2 separate regions of the Homo sapiens genome follow, and region 1 is linked to region 2. Evidence: read pairs that join two places in POLR2A ChIA-PET (ENCODE). Cell type or tissue: GM12878. All regions are shown on one strand. Links, peaks and the distances in the headings refer to the core of each region. The heading gives the core; the rest is flanking DNA.

What was found. Peaks named below come from ENCODE experiments on the same cell type or tissue, not always from the same donor. Only the 100,000 strongest peaks of a DNase experiment are listed, where the experiment ranks them.
Region 1: POLR2A ChIA-PET joins it to region 2 with 5 read pairs; 2 of 35 experiments call an interaction of 5 or more read pairs at or near these places.

The regions. Positions count from the first base shown.
Region 1 is chr1:160,662,646-160,670,984 of GRCh38, reverse strand. It overlaps the pseudogene SETP9. Among named protein-coding and RNA genes, the nearest start is that of SLAMF1, 20 kb to the right of the region's middle. RefSeq lists enhancers at 4,930-5,491, 5,505-5,564. In GM12878, for the core only: no CTCF peak of the experiment used is centred there; a DNase peak (open chromatin) is centred at 6,203; H3K4me3 peaks cover 1,808 bases; H3K27ac peaks cover 2,626 bases.
Region 2 is chr1:160,568,087-160,576,425 of GRCh38, reverse strand. All of the region lies in intron 1 of CD84 (CD84 molecule), which reads left to right. It overlaps CD84-AS1 (CD84 antisense RNA 1), which reads right to left. Exons shown (of 2, transcript NR_188634.1): 2 at 5,293-5,487. Among named protein-coding and RNA genes, the nearest start is that of CD84, 7.2 kb to the left of the region's middle. RefSeq lists an enhancer at 511-560. In GM12878, for the core only: no CTCF peak of the experiment used is centred there; a DNase peak (open chromatin) is centred at 8,089; H3K4me3 peaks cover 156 bases; H3K27ac peaks cover 2,280 bases.

The DNA.
Region 1 (8,339 bases), core at 151-8,150, 95 kb before region 2:
TTAGTCATCTTCTCCTTCATCCTCCTCTCCTTCCTCAACGTCATCATCATCTTCCTCTTCTTCGCCTTCATCCTCATCCCCTTCTTCATCAATATCTTATAATCCTTCCTCTTCTTCATCATCATCATCATCTTGTTCTTCTCCTTCTTCTTCATCATCCACATTGGGAACCAAGCAGCACTGTTATGGGTTTGGCCAAGTACTACCTGTGATGACCTCTCATAACTCACCAGCACCTGCATCAGAATGGTCAGTAAAGCAGGTCAAGAAGCTCTCTGGTGCCTCAGGCTGCCTCTTCCTACTGGCTTTATTCTTCGTTCGACTTGAACGATTCGTTACATCCTTTCAAGATTTCCATTTGATTTCAGTGGACTTTGAAGATGGATCGCCACTCTCATTTAGATGAAATTCTTTGGAGAGGAGTTTATTTTCAAAGTAAGGATGTTCATCAAAATAAAAATCTATTCTGTAACCTAATTTAGTATCTTCAAATTATGTCACTTCAACTCTGGTCATATAATGCAGTGCCTCTTCATCCTCCTCCACAAGCAGTGCAGACACTCGTGGGTGGTTGACAAATGATGTTACCCAAAAATGTGGGATTTGGGCCATCAATGATCAATTCTGACCTCTTCTGAAAAAATGATTGGCAGAGTTTGTTCTATTTCTGTTCTACTTTCAAATTCTCCTCACTGGCTTGTTCATGAAGTCTGTTTCATTTTGTACTTCACAAATGTGTTCAATTGCTGCTTGCTATTCTTTTTCTGAGGTCTCGTCTGCCCGGTTGCGGTTGGAGTTGAGCTCCTTTCTACTGACTTTAGCCGTTGGCACAGACTTGGTGCTGCTTGGAGTTCGGGGGGCGGGGGGCGGGGTGTGGTGGTTGGGGGGAGAAACGGGAACGGGGAGAGAAGGAATGGGGAAGCGGGTCGGGGGTAGGCGGCTTCCCCTAACTCCACACTCGCTGGCACTCACTCGGTCAGGCCGCCTCCGCTCCCCGTTCGCTCGCTCTCCCAGCGCTTGCTCGCGCATGCTGCCCTGGCATATGATACATAAAATGTATATAAAAGACAATATAAGTGTAGTTTTTGTTTGTAATTTTTTTCTCTTATCTGATTTAAAAGACAATTTTATAGAACAATAATTATAAATCTGTGTTAATGACACACATGTATAAAGATGTAATTTGTATGACAATAACAGCAAAAAATGTGGGCAGGAGAAAAAGCTGTGTGAGAACAAAGTATTATATTATTGCAATTAAGATCATTGTAACCTCCAAACCAACTATGAAGAAAATAAATACAGTAAAAAAAAAAAAATGACAAGGGAACTTAAGTGTACAGTAGAAAAAATATATTTAATACAAAAGAGGGCACTAATAAAGAAAGAGAAGAACACACACACACAAAAAACCTATAGAAAACTAATAGGAAAATGGCAAACATAAATCCTACCATATCAGAAATTACATTAAATATAAATGGATTAAACATTACAAATAAAAGGCAGAGGTTATTAGAGTGGACTAAAAAAAATGGGTCCACTATATGTTGTGTACAAAGGACACAGTTTAGATTCAAATACACCTATAGGTTGAAAGTAAAAGGTGGAAAAAGGTATATTATGTTATGGAAGCAATAACCAAAAGAGAGCTGGGTTTAGAAACTGAGATCAGTCAAAATATGATTTAAGACAAAAATTGTTGTAAAGACAAAGAAGGACATTTTATAATAATAAGAGTTAATGCATCAAGAAGATATAACAATTATTAATATATATGCACAGAGCCCCAAAATACATGAAGCAAAAACTTACTGAATTGAAGGGATAAATAGACAATTCAACAATAATAACTGGAGAATTCAATATCCCATTTTCAATAATGGATTGAACAACTATACATAAAATCAACAAGGAAATAGAAGACTTAAACAACATTATAAACCAACTAAACTTAACCAAAGTCTATAGGACACTTTACCCAACAACAGCAGAATATGTGTTTGTTGTTCTCAAATGCACATGGAACATTCTCCAAGATAGACTATATGTTGGGCTATAAAACAAGTCTCAACAAATATGAAATGACTAAAATTACAGAAATGTCAAAAGTATGTTTTTAACCACAATGGAGTGAAATTATAGATCAATCACAGAAGGATATTTGGAAAATTCATCAAGCTACATACTTCTAAATCAAGCTACATACTTCTAAAACAATGGGTCAAAGAATAAATCATAGGGGAAATTACAAAATACTTTGAGATGAATAAAACTAAAAATATTACATATCAAAAACTTATGAGATGCAGGAAATCAATGCTTAGAGAAACTTTTATAGCTGTAAATGCCTAAATTAAAACAGAAAGATCTCAAATCAATAATCTAACCTCCTACCTTAAGAAACTATAGGCTGGGATTAGTGGGTCATTCTTGTAACCCTAACACTTTGAGAAGCTGAGGCAGGAGGATCACTTGACCTCAAGAGTTCAAGACCAGCAACGTAGTGAGACCTTGTTTCTACCAAAAAATTTAAAAAATTAGCCAGGTGTGGTGGCTCATGCCTGTAGTCCCAGCTACTTTGGTGGCTGAGGTAGGAGGATTGCTTGAACCTAGGAGATCAAGGCTGCAGTGAGCTGTGATTGTGCCACTGTACTCCAGCCTGAGTGACACAGTGAGACCCTGTCTTGAAAGAAAGAAAGAAAGAAAGAAAGAAAATAAACTATAAAAAGAAGAACTAAGTTCATTAAGAAACTATAAAAAGAAGAATAAACTAAGCTCAAAGCAAGCAAGAGGGAGAAAATAATAAAGATAAAAATGGAAAGAAATGAAGGAGAGAATACAAAAATAAGAGAAAAACAAATTTAAAGTTTGGTTATTTGAAAAGATCAGCAAAACTGACAAATGTTTAGGTAGACTGATAAAATGAAAAACGGAGAAGACTCAAAGGACCAAAATCAAGAATTAAAAGGGGATATTACTATTGACTTTAAAGGAATAAAAATGATTACAAGGGGGATAGTATGAACAATTGTATGGAAATAAATTAGACGAAATGGAAAAATTTCAAGAATCACACAGACTACCAAAACTGACTAGAGAAGACAGATGCGATAGATCAGATAGATAAAGGGAGGGTTCTTGCTTGCAATAGAATGCCAAATATGGAGTGAGGTGCTAAAGTGAAGAAAGTTATTATTTTGTAACTATCACAATTAAGACAGGCTCAGGCAAAAATTATCAATGGATGCTAAATCTCAGAGGAAATTTTGATGAGGAGTAAGATGTCTGCATGGCCTTCCACTGTATGCCAACACATAGTTATTAGTTAAAATCAAAAAAGATAACTATACAATAGAGAAATCTGGCAATCTGTTGGCAATATATTGGCCAGGTGATTAAAATTAACATTATCGATGAGAAGACATCAAGGGTCTCTAGATGTGATACCTTGAGGGTACAATGTCACTTGTGTAGTACCTAGTCTGGGAATGCATAATGTGAATCTAATCATAAGGAAATACCAAAAAACCCCAAGTGAGGAATTTGCTATTAAAAAAGAGAGGCTGTAATCCCAGGACTTTGGGAGGCTGAGGCAGGCGGATCATGAGGTCAGGAGTTTGAGACCAGCCTGACCAACATGGTGAAACCCCATCTCTACTAAAAATACAAATACAAAAAAATTAGCTGGGTGTGGTGGTGCATGCCAGCTACTCAGGAGGCTGAGGCAGAAGAATCGTTTGAACCCGGGAGGTGGAGATTGCAGTGAGCCGAGATTGTACCACTGCACTCCAGCCTGGGTGACAGAGCAAGACTCCACCTCAAGAAAAAAAAAAAAAAAGGGAAAGGGTGGGAAGACTGCATTCTTCAAATATATCCATGTCATAAAGGAGAAGATATAGCTGTGGAAATGTTACAGTTGAAGGGTACTAAAGAGATACAACAACTAAATGCAATACCTAATACTGGACTGGATCCTGACCTGGAGGGAAAATTATGGTTACAAAGGGTCAACCGACAAAATTGAAATGCAAACAGTAGGTTAGACAAGAATATTGTTATCAATGTAAAATTTACTTAAGTGATAACTATATTGTAGTTGTGTCAGAAATTATCCTAATTCTTTACACTGATGTATTTAAGATAAAGAGCCATGCCATATGCAACCTACCCTATAATAGTTCAAATAGAGACAGAAAGAGAGAGAGAGAGAGAACTAGCTAATATTAAAGCAAAATGGGCAAAACATTACAGAGAGGTATTCACAGTCACAGCCAACTTGTAGACCCCTCCCTGCAGGATATTTATAAGCGTGTTCTTTGTACTATTATTAATAATAATTTTTTCTTGCAGCTCTTTTGACATTATTTTCAAATAAAAAGTTAACTACACAGATTAATGAAAGGTCTGCAATACTTATTTCCCCTTGATGGTCCTTCAAGATGCTGAGGGTCTGTTCTGCATTTACCACATCCTCTTCTTTCCTTGTATAGGCCTCTCCTTTTATAGACCTGTGAGTTCTCAGAGTACATTATCATTTTCAACCTTGAATTCCCATTGAAACCCTTGAATTCCCATTGAATCATCTGCCAAAGACGACAGTTTATTTTTCTGTTGATCCAATCAAGAAAAGGAGAAAGCTTCCATGAATAATAAACAGATGGGGACTACAAGTTCCTGTGACTCTGCCGGGCTCTGCCCAATGTGTCTCTCCATTCTGGCTCCCAGGCTACAGGAGCACAGCCTCTGTCAGTCTTGCTATCTCTGGCAGAGGACAGCAACACAGAGCAGAAGGACCTCTTTAAAGCCTAGGTTTAATAATGACAACATTTTCATGCTTAAATCCTTCAAGGATAGGCTCGTTGGAGAGCCTACAGGGTTCTACTGATCCTTATGTGGCTTGGTTTCTGTGATTTTCTCCTGTCCAATTTCTAGTTTGGCCCCTCCTTTGCACTGAATGCTGCAACCTTCCTGAACTGCTAGCAGTTCCCCGAATTTACTCAATGCCTTTGCTCAAGCTTTTACACTTCCTGGAATCCCCTCCCACTCCTCGTTGACCTAACAAACTCCCACTCATTTGTTAAGACTCAAACCAATTGTTGCCTCTCCAAAGTCCAAGAACCACTTCTTAGGAATAGGACTCTCTCCCTGGTCCATAATCACCGTTTCCCACCCTCTTTGTGATAGGAATGATTACTACAAAGAAGACTTAGAAATCGTCAGCAGGGAAGCCCATAAAATTTGCATTTCCTAATTTTCTGTAATCTTGGTGGAGGACAGGAAGGAAGTGGCCAGGCCAAGGCCGTCTGGCAAGTTACCAGCAGGGCTGAGGCTGGAAGTCAAATACACATTCTCCTTTCTTTGTTGATACTACTGGGTACTCCCTGGGGCTTGACCCATTGCCCTTCTTATGTTCGAAAATGTCTTCTGGACTCTGTCAAACCCTAGACAACTCAATTTTGCAGGACCTTCTAGGGGGGCAATGTTGGAGGGCTTGTTGGCTCCTAGAGAGAGCACTGGAATGAGCATGTTTGGTTGGTCTTCAAGCTTATACCTAGTACCCAGAACCACATTTCAAGCTTCTGGGAGGTTGTGTGGTATAGGGGAAGGAGCATGACCTTTGGAGCCAGACAGCCTTGAGTTTGAGTTCCAGAACCGTCATTTACCAGCTTCTGAACCTCAGGAAAAGTAAACTTTCTAAACCTCGGTTTCCGTATGTGGATGATTTTTAAAATCAGGATTAAATGAGATAACCTCAATAAATCATTCCACATAAAGTCTGCCATACAGTAAGTGCTCAATAAGTATTAGTTGCCTTCCTCTGTCCCAAACTTCTCCTTCCTCTCTTCTGGGCTGGCAACTCTAATTTTAATGAATTAAGACAAGATCTCTTAGCTTAAGTTTCCCCAAGTGTAAAATAAGAGGGAAATGGTTGTATAACTCATATGACCCAGATCACGGCTTCTTTCTATTTTGCTTTTATCAATCTTCTCAATCAGGTCTGTGTACTGAGCACAAAGGCTGCCCATGGGTGTGACATGAACAACGGAGGTTTTGCTCTCAGAGGAAGTGGAGAGGGGTTGGGAGGTACCTGGGGAAATGCAAATTTCATGGCTAAGTAGGACTTCCCTAGGTCTGCTGACTTCCAAGATGCTTCTGAGGCATAATTCCAGTGATGATGTGAAGGTGTGGGGCCAGTTCTACCCCCACCAAAAAAGGCCACAATCAGTATATTCATTCCACAAACATTTTTAGCACTTGCTGTATGCCAGGCATTGTTAGATTGGGGAACCATGAAGGTAAATAGAGCATAATGAAACTCAATCAGGATATGGGTGGATTGACCTAAACCCAAGAGATTTGGTTTCTGGTTACGGCTTTTCAAAAACTAGCCATATGGTAAGTCCCTTAGAAGTTTTAGTCTCTAAGTATTAGCTTTCTTGGGGTGAAATGAAGGAGTTGAAAATATGACTTCTATATTTGTTTGCTTTCCTTCAGATTATACTTCTCCTCTCAAAGTCAGCTCTGTGTTTTCAAATAGCCCCTGGAAATCTCCATATGCATGAACCGTAAACATTTAAACTGACCATATCCCAAGCCAACAAATAATCTTATACCCCTTGCTCTCAATTTTGCCCCTAAGTTATCTCCACCTCTTATACTTCCTTTCTTAGAGAATGGCATTGCCATCTACTGGGAAACTGAACTGGAAGTGTAAAGGCCATAGTATATAGGCCACTCTCCTTCACAGCCCACATTCAATAAGTCACCAAACCCTGAAAAATCCACCTATGAGATAACTCTCCAATGGATCTCCTTCTCTCCCACCTCATTGCTACTTCTCCAGTTAAGACCCATCATTTCTTCAAATCTGTTCCTAGCCTGTAGGTCTACCTAAATTTCTCTCACACTAAGGCCAAAGTAATCTTTTCTTTTCTTTCTTTTTTTTTTTTTTTTTTTTTTTTTGACAGATTTTCACTCTTGTTGCCCCAGGCTGGAGTGCAATGGTGCAATCTTGGCTTACTGCAACCTCCGCCTCCCAGGTTCAAGTGATTCTCCCATCTCAGGCTCCCAAGTAGTGGGATTACAAGCACATGCTACCAGGCCTGGCTAATTTTTGTATTTTTAGTAGAGATGGGGCTTCATCATATTGGTCAGGCTGGTCTCAAACTCCTGACCTCAGGTGATCTGCCCACCTCAGCCTCCCAAAGTGCTGGGATTACAGGTGTGTAATCCCACCACGCCCAGGCAAGGTAATCTTTCTAAAGCAAAAATATGAACAGGTCACTCAGCTGCTTAAGACTTTTGGTGGCTTCCATCAAAGAATGAATGGCTTTCCAAGAATGTGTTTAATTATTTGTGCGCAAAAAGGAGTTTTGATCAGGTGAAAGGGGAGACACTGCCTCCTGTGGAAAGTCCTGGGTTGTGTATCCTTGCAGGAATGAAAGAAAAACAGATCAAAACAATGAGGAAGAGAAGAGAATAGCAAATATTGAGTGTTCACAATATAGCAAATACTGTACTTTATATACACTGCTGTTTTAACATTCAAAAGGCATATTAGGTATCTTTGCTCAGGTTTTCAAAAATCAGACTCTGAGATGGAGATTTGTGTGTGAAAAGTTTATGGAGGAGTGCCCATGAAATAATCAATACCTGTGAGGGAGTGAGGGAAGTAAGAGTGAGCAGAGGAAGAAGTTGAGCTGCGGATGCAGTTGCAACAAAGTCCTCAGCTGACTCAGTGAGGAGCCCTGGAGCTAGAATGACCCTCAGAGCTGTTGCAAACTGAGGCAAAAGGGGACTGGACTTTTATATCCTTTCATCAACCAGTTGGCCCAGTTGTTTGATGTGGGTTCCTCAGGGAAGGAACTGGCTAAGGGCAGTTCCTGGGGAGGAACTCAGCTGAGAGCTGTCAGCCACCAATACTTCCTGCATGGGGAATGACTGCTTTGGTCTTGAGGGGGAGATCGGAACAGCACATCATAGCATCCACTATGTGAGATAACTTGTAGTGCATTATTTTATAGATAAGAAAACTGATTTTCGCCAACACCATGACTTATCCAAGGTCGTACAAGTAATGAGTGAAATCCTTGTGGTTCTAATTCATATTTGTCTTCATGTTCCTTTAGCTACATATAACCATGCAATGATAACCTTTTTTGATGAAGCTAGCAGAAGAAAAGAAATAACTAAAATCAGAGCAAAAATAAATGAACCTGAGACAAAAAAAAAAAAAAACCTCACACAAAGGATCAAAAAAATAAAGTTGGTTGTTTGAAAGGATGAATAAGATTGATAGACTGCTAACTAGAATAACCAAGAAAAAAAAAAAGAAA
Region 2 (8,339 bases), core at 151-8,150:
ATACCCAAGCAAACAACCATCTCCAGACATATTTCAAATACCGTTCACTTTAATATTATTCAAATGTGATTTGAATTAGTTTCTTTAAACAAATAAAAGTCCAATATCAGCATGATGTTGATGTCTTGTTGGATGTTAAACATGGTCATGGGCATTTCAGCAGTTGAGACCTAAAATTCTAAGAAATGAGTGGGCTCACTATGGGTAACTGGACCCCAACCATCATCCTGGGGCTCAGAGACAGGAAGCATACCTGTGGAAGTATGCTGACAAAACAACCTGCCACTGATCTGAAGTCCTTGCATTGAGGGGTCTTCAAGATAAGGACAAGGCCTCTGTATTAGAATGAGATTTAAGCAGATGACTACCACAGACATTCAGAAAAGGGCTCAAAAGCAGAAATCCAGTTATAGAAATGGAAATATATTACATATGGGTAAAACTGCTTATCAAAAACCCAGCTTCCAAACAGAGGGTGGAAAGCTGTTCCCCCTGTGATAACTCAGGCCTTCAGTGGAAGGCAGCGGAGGCCTACCTTGTCAGCTCCAAGTGCTTGAAGCAGTCCTGGAGATCAATATGGAGGCCAACAAGGCAGCCAGAGCACCTTCGCAACAGGAGCCTGATGGTCGGTGCCAAGCCATTCAGGCTACTGGAGTATTCCTAAATCAAACCTTTCTTGTCTTGGACCTTAGGAAAGGGATGGACCTGTAAGTTTGGAGATCACTGGGCTCATCTATGTGAAACTTGGAAAGAGGTATGAGCAATCAGCTGGGGGCTGATATAGGTGGAACTGACTAGGTACTCTTGTTTCCTTTGTTATACTCAGTGTTCAAGTACACGCTAATAGAGGGCAGCAATGTTAAAACGGATGGCTATGATCTCATGTCTGTTTTGAGATTTTGTGTGTGTGTGTGTGTGTGTGTGTGTGTGTTTTGAAGGAACTGATTCAAGTAAACCTAAATCCCAATAAAGGTGATATAAAGTAAAACTCCCAGGGGAAAACAATGTACTATTGCATGGGGGTAGTAGGTTCCTTTTTCTTAAAACCTCATGATCAAGGACTTTCCGTCGCTTTGGAGAATGACACAAAATTTCTGCCTGCCCAGCCCTGTGCTTCCTCTTCCCCTCTATGTCCCTTCACTCAGTGTGAGCAGTTATAATGGACTCTCTTTTGGGCACCACATGCTAAAGCTACCTCTGGTCACTCTCCCAGACCTACAATACTCAGCGATGTTCCACCCCCACTTTTTGACTCTAGGAGGCAGTGGGTGGAGAAGAGGAGAGGAAGTTTAGCTAGTGCCACAAAAAAAGAACAAGAAATGTTTGTCTGGAGGATCCTAAGAAAGTAAGGGGGTGGAGGTGTCTGTTAAGCAACTGTGCAGTCTTCCCCATTTCCACTCTTATTAATAGCTACTTGCTGACTTTAACATCTCCCCAATACCCCAACTCTAATTTTTCCCTTCGTAGTTGTCTGAGGTGTTATTTTAGTCTCTTTGAAGATGTTTATTTGTTTTACATAGCAAACATATATAGTGCCTAGTATATGCCAGGCACTATTCTAAGAGGTCTACAAATATCAATTCATTTAACCCTCATAATATTTTTATGAGGTCAAATATTGTGCTACTATTACCTTCACCAATGTGCTAATATTACCTTCATTTTAAAGCTGAGGAAACTGAGGCACAGAGAGGTTACTGACTTTCCCTGGGGTTCATGGCCAGTCCCTGACAGAGCCAGGATTCTAGCCCAGGCAGGCTAGGCCTCAGTGACTAACCCATGGTGACATACAGGTGATTCCACAAGGCAAGGCTCTCCTTAGGACCACTAGACTCTCCTCCATTAGTACACACACTTGAGAGCACCCTCATGTCATTTAATCCTAATAATTCCTCAAAGTGGCAGGACAGCTCTGTTTTATTTCTTTTACCAACTAGAACCCTCTGACTTAGCAAGTAAGTGACATTCATGGTCATTTAGCTAGTCAACAACAGACCCTAGACTCAAACATGTTTCCTAATCCCTGATTCAGGACACTTTTACTAACTATGCTGTGGGTCCCCATTTTGTGGATCTAAAAAATTTTCTTCACAAACAGTATAGAATATAGAAAGAAATTGCAGTTAGCCATCTGATTCTTGTTAATAATCAGTTTAAATACTTGACCTTTCACATCAAGACCCAGAGATCAGTAAAGAGTCCTCTCTTGCCTTCACTCTTTCTCTTGCTGAGATTTTCTGCCTTGTTTTTCTATTGTTGGAAAAGATTAATTGAGTCAGTTGCAAAAAAAAAAAAAGCTTTGTTTTTTTTTGTTTGTTTTTGTTTTTTGTTTTGAGACAGAGTCTTGCCCTGTCACCCAGGCTGGAGGGCAGTAGCACAATCGTGGTTCATGGCAGCCTTGACTTCCCAGGCTCAAGTGATCCTCCTGTCTCAGCCTCCCAAGTAGCTGAGACTACAGGCATGCATTACCATGCCTGACTAATTTTTTTTTATTTTCTTTTTCATAGAGATGGGATCTCATTGTGTTTCCCAGGCTGGTGTTCATTTTTTCAACAAACATTTAATAATCATCCACTAGTTCTTGGAGGAACAGTAGTGATTGAAACAGACAAAGACTCACATTCTTGATAATTGCATTATAGTAGCAGTGTATTGAGGGGATGGGTTGGGAGACAATCAATAAATAAGCACAGGCAATGCTTTAGTGGTGATAACTGCAGTGAAGAGAAGGATAGTAAGGCAAGGCAAGAGAGAAGGATGGGGTGGGGATTGCTGTTTTAGGCACAGTGACCAGGAAAGCTCTTTCTAATGAGATGATGTTGGGAGAAAACCCTGAACAAAGTGGGGGACTGCTGAAAAGAGTGTGGTAGGAAAAGAGGAGAACAACAGGTGCAAAAGCTCTAAGGCAAAGTGCCCTTGGCCTGTTTACAGAACAGAGGGAGCTGATGTGGTTGGAGTAGGGAAGTAGGGGAAGATCAGGCAGAGCCTAGTAGTGATGGTTAAGATTATGAAAGGAGAATAGAGAGCTCCCCAGACTCCAAGGGTACACTGTGTTCATTTTTAATAGAATCTAAGGAGAATTATGGGGTTTTAGGTCTATATAACCTCTCCATTGTCATCCATATTTGACTTTGGATTCCACCCAAAACATCAGTAAGTTTTGCTTGCCCAGCCTTGAAGAATTTTCCTCTCATGAGTTAAAAGCCTCATACCTCAACAATCTTTATACAATCTATATATATGGGTTTCTGATTCTTTTCTATTTGTTTTTTGTTTTTTCAAATATTCTTCTTTTTCTCACGATCCCTATTGTCTTCTTCTAGTCAGTGGCTTTGAGCTGCCTAACCATGAAATGTACATTTGTAAAATCCATCCATATCCCTAGGATCATCCAGGGAAACAGGGTTATCATCTTAGACACAGAAAGGTGTATTGCATTGGGAAGGGTGCCCCAGCCCAATCCAGGAGGGGAAGGCAACCTCCAGTGAGCAACCAGTCCTCAGTGATCTCTTTCAACACTGGTCATCCTGCTCCCTGAGTCCTGGGCTCCCTCTTTGCCATAGCTACCTAAGAGTCACAGTGAACAGGTTTTTCCATCTAAGCCTGCACCCCAGGGTTTCAGCCTTTTCTTGCCTTTGCTTCTCCTCTAGAGGTATGGCCTTTCTCCTACCTTTCCCATTTGTGTTCTGGCATAAGAAGGTCACGAAATCACACTCTTTGGAAAAGGTTGTAAATGTGGGTTACCACTTCTTCACTGGGCTCTCAAGGGTAGTTAGCAAACACTTGATCCCCTTCATCAATCTCTTGTTGACTCCCTATGGTGTTCCTTATAGTAACATTCCCCCCCCCAATTTTTACATTCACCAAAATAATAGCAACTACCATTTATATGTGCCAGGCATTGTGCTAAGTGCTTTATCTTCGCAATTGCATTTAATAATTATCCACACTTTACAGATGAGGCACCTGAGGAACAGTGAATTTCAATAATTTTCTCAAGATAACACAGCTACGTTCAAATATTCCTAGATTCAAAATCTGCACCTTTAGTCTGTATACCTCCTAGCTGGTCCCACTCTTGCCTCCTCACTGTTGCCAGTTAGTCTCCCCTCCTACATTACTGAAGAGATGAAGGCCACCAAGAATGACTATCTTCCATTTTATCCTATCTATTCCAAAATGTCCACTGTGTATTAAGCACCTTCTATGTGTCCTCAAAACAATTCTATAAGGCAGGCATTATTATAGCCCATCTTGTAGTCAAGTAAGATCAGGGCCTCAGCAAATGTCAGGGATTGAACATGAGCACAAGCCCACCTGGCTCAAATCTATGCTCACTCTACTTCACCAAGCAGCCTCTTCCTATCACCGTCTTTAATAACATCTCAAAATACCTTTGCTCTTTCACTTATCCTTTCCTTTCCCCTTTCCACTTCAGGTGAGGGTGTGACCCTCCTTAAATCTACAGCTTCCACTGCCTGCCCTTTCCTTTCCATCTTTTGTTCCATGACAAGCATTAGTAGCCTGTGTATCTTGTGCTGTTCTGCATACCAGAGGTTTAAGGCAAGGCCCCTGGACTCAGTCATTCACAGTGTCCAGAACACAGACACGCAGATTGATGACCACCACACAATGTGGCAAGTGCTATGAGAGGGAAACCTGGAGTTCCAGAGAGGCCATGAGCAGGAGCATCTAACCTAGAGCAGGCCCACTGGGGACATCTCTCTCTGCTTACCCTCCCTAGCTCCTCCCCCCCAGCCCCCAGTCTCTTCTATTTTAAAACAAAAATAAATTAGTTTCACCTGACCTTCTAGCTACTGTCCTATCTCATCACCCTTCTTTCACTGTCAAGTTTTTCCTCCATGCTTTACCACCTACTCTGTCAGTCCCCTAGACTCTGGCCTTCCATCGAGTTGTCTTACTTGTACTACATTCTCAAAGGCCATCAATAACCTCGTAACGGGCAAACCCAGGGCCATTTTCAGTCTTTATCCCGTTGAACGCTGAATCATTAGACATCAGTGGCAATCTCCTCCTTGAGACTCTTTCTCCTCTCTGTGATATGGCCCACTATTGGTGCCTCTCTTGCACTCTTACTGCTTGGTCTCTTCTGTTTCTTTTGATGGTGTCTCTTCTATAAATGTGAGCACTCTCGCAGGGCTCAGTCGTGGACTTCAGGCTTACTCTTCCTGAATGACCCTCCTCTCCTTCACCCACGCCATTTCTGTGGATGATCTCTAAACCCGCTGGATTTCAGTGTTACAGTAAGTACCAGAGACACTAAAATAAGAATGGCTTAAACAAGAAAGAGGTTTATTTCTTGCTCATGTAAAAAAGTGCGGAGTTGGCAGTTCACAGTCAGTAGAATAGTTCACAAGGTCATTGGGGTTCCAACTTCTATCTTCCTGCTCCACCATCCTCAGAACTTGGCTTCCTCCTCATGACTCAGAATGTCTGTCTAAGATCCAGCTGTCATGACCTTCTGGCCTGCAAAAGCAAGGAAGAGATGAAAACAGCAAATTTCCCTCTTTTTATGTATTTATTTATTTATTGGTTTTCTTCTGAGACAGGGTCTCACTCTGTCACCCAGGCTGGAGTGCAGTGGTGTGGTCTTGGCTTACTGCAACCTTGACCCCCTTGGGCTCAGGTGATCCTCTCATCTCAGCCTCCTGGGCAGCTGGGACTACAGGTGTGCACCATCATGCCCAGGTATATTTTGTACTTTTTTGTAGAGACAGGGTTTTGCCATGTTACCCAGGCTGGTCTCGCACTCCTGGACTCAAGCGATCCACCTGCCTTGGCCTCCCAAAGTGTTGGGATTACAGATGTGAGCCACCATGCCAGGTTCCCACTCTTCTTAAAGACACAGAAGTCATATACAACACTTCCATTTTTATTCTGTTGGGCTGAACTTAGTCATATGACCAACGTTAGCTAGAAGAAAGCAGGACAATATAGTCTTTACTCTGGGTGGCTCTATGCCCTGCTAAAAATTAGTGATTCTATTAATAAGAATGAAGGAGGGAACAAATATTGGAAAACAGCTAGCAGATTCTGCCACAGTGCCCCAAATAATACTTCAAGTCCATTCTCTCTCCTTATCTTCCATCATTCCAAGAGCTTACTTACATGGTCCACCATCATCTGAAGTTTAATATTTCTAACACTAAACTTTCTTCCCCCTTTGACTTCTTTCCATCATAAACTTTATGAGTTTTTCAATGACATAAAGTAGAAACTCAAAATATATTGATGAACAATTGAATTCTAGCAGATGCCTCTTTATTTCTTGCCTTTCTTTGTGTTATCATCAAATCCAGCCCTTCCTTTCCATTCCCATTATCGTCCCCTGGTTCATGCCCAGAAGACTACAGTATCCCTAAATGGCCTCTCTGATGCAGCCTCTCCTTCCTGTTTTCCTCCCCACACATCATTACTACATTACAATGACTAAAACATTATTTTAATCTTCACTCGCAAAAACCTTAATAGTTCCCCTCTGCCTCTGATGGAGACCTCAAACTCAAGGCTGTCTCAAATCTAAACCTAATTTGTATCTCCAGCTGTACCTCTCCCCACTCTGATATGCAAATCTATATTCATCCAATTAACATCACAGGTTCTGCTTCTAAACTTTTGTTCAGGATCCGAGGACTTGAGACACCCCTCCTTTCCCTTTCCATCAAGTAGAATTCTATTCAGCCTTCAAAATCCTCCTCAAATTCTACTTTCTTTGAGATGTTTTTTCTAACCACTACAGCTCAGCAATCCCTCCCTTCTTAGAATTCCTACCGTAATCACTGTTTCTACCATTCACTTGAATTTATTATTCACTATCTCATATTGCAAAGGAGAATTGTGTGTGTGCGTGCGTGCGTGCGTGCGTGTGTGTGTGTGTGTGTGTGTGTATCTTATTTCCCTAACCGGGTATCAAATTCCCCCCGAAAGGCAGAGAATCTGTCTTTGCCATAGACTAGCATAGTGCATTTCATGGTAAGTCCTCAAGATGTTTTTGTGCCACAAGTTATCTCTGAAATTAGATTTTACTAAGGTCACTTCCAGTGATAACATAATGTTAGAGTCCCTTTAGCACCCAGAAAAATAAATATTGGGATTGATTGATATGGACACTCTTTCTTTTAAATCTTAAAATCTTTTAAGAGCAGAATAAAGTCTATCCAGGGTACCTGAAACTGTCCCTCCAGGCTTTACTTGAATTAGCCCTTAAAAATGGCTTTTGATATATGCTCCAGTATGGCCCCGGCATCACCAACGCCATCATAAGGGTGGCCTAGGGCAGGCCCAAAGGGCATGTACCAATTGTTGAAGTGATGATAAAGAACATACGATGAATGTTAATATATCAGTATCAACTCCAGAAATAACTAACATTTATTTTACCTTGATGATCAGCAAAGCATTTCTACTCATATTACATCATTTGCTGCTCACCAAACAGGACAAATAGCATAATTATTATTTTCATTCTATGGATGAAGAAACTGAGGTTCAGAAAGGTTTTGTGACCTGTAATCCCAGCATTTTGGGAGGCTGAGGCGGGCAGAGCATTTGAGGTCAGGAGTTCAAGATCAGCCTGGCCAACATGGTGAAACCCCGTCTCTACTAAAAATACAAAAACTAGCTAGCCGTGATGGCATGCACCTGTAATCCCAGCTACTTGGGTGGCTGAGGCAGGAGAACTGCCTGAACCCGGGAGGTGGAGGTTGCAGTGAGCCAAGATCACTCCACTGCACTCCAGCGTGGGTGACAGTGAGAGAGTGAGACTTTGTCTAAAAATAAATAAATAAATAAGAAAGGTTTTGTGACCTCGTTAAGGTTGTCCAGTTCATAAGTAGAAGTACTTGCACCTACACCTTCTGCCTCCCTATCTTTCCACTGCATGCAATGGTTTTGCAGCTGCTTCTCTCAGAGCACAGTTGGAGTGTTTGAAGGTGGCAGAATCTTCATCTTAAACATGTGCAACCCCTTTGCCTTTTCCAGCAAGCAAAGTATTCTTGCCAACAACACCAGCAGCACAAATAACAGCTTCCCCCAGCTTTGCCTACCCACCACCCCCACTGCCTGATTGCTCTTTGATACCCCACCAACACTTCCTGAATGACTTGCTACAGGAGATGAGACATACTTTTAAAACTGCACCACACACCAACCACTGTGGCTGCTCAACGGCCCTAATATTAAGAAGGTCTCAGCCTTAACAATCTACCTACATACTTCCTGGGGTTTAGTGAGAGAACCCAGCAAAATTACGAGTCTGTGGAATCTATGTTCTGTCTCTCTCCTCACACCTAATCTCAATCCACAGAGTGGTGTGGCAA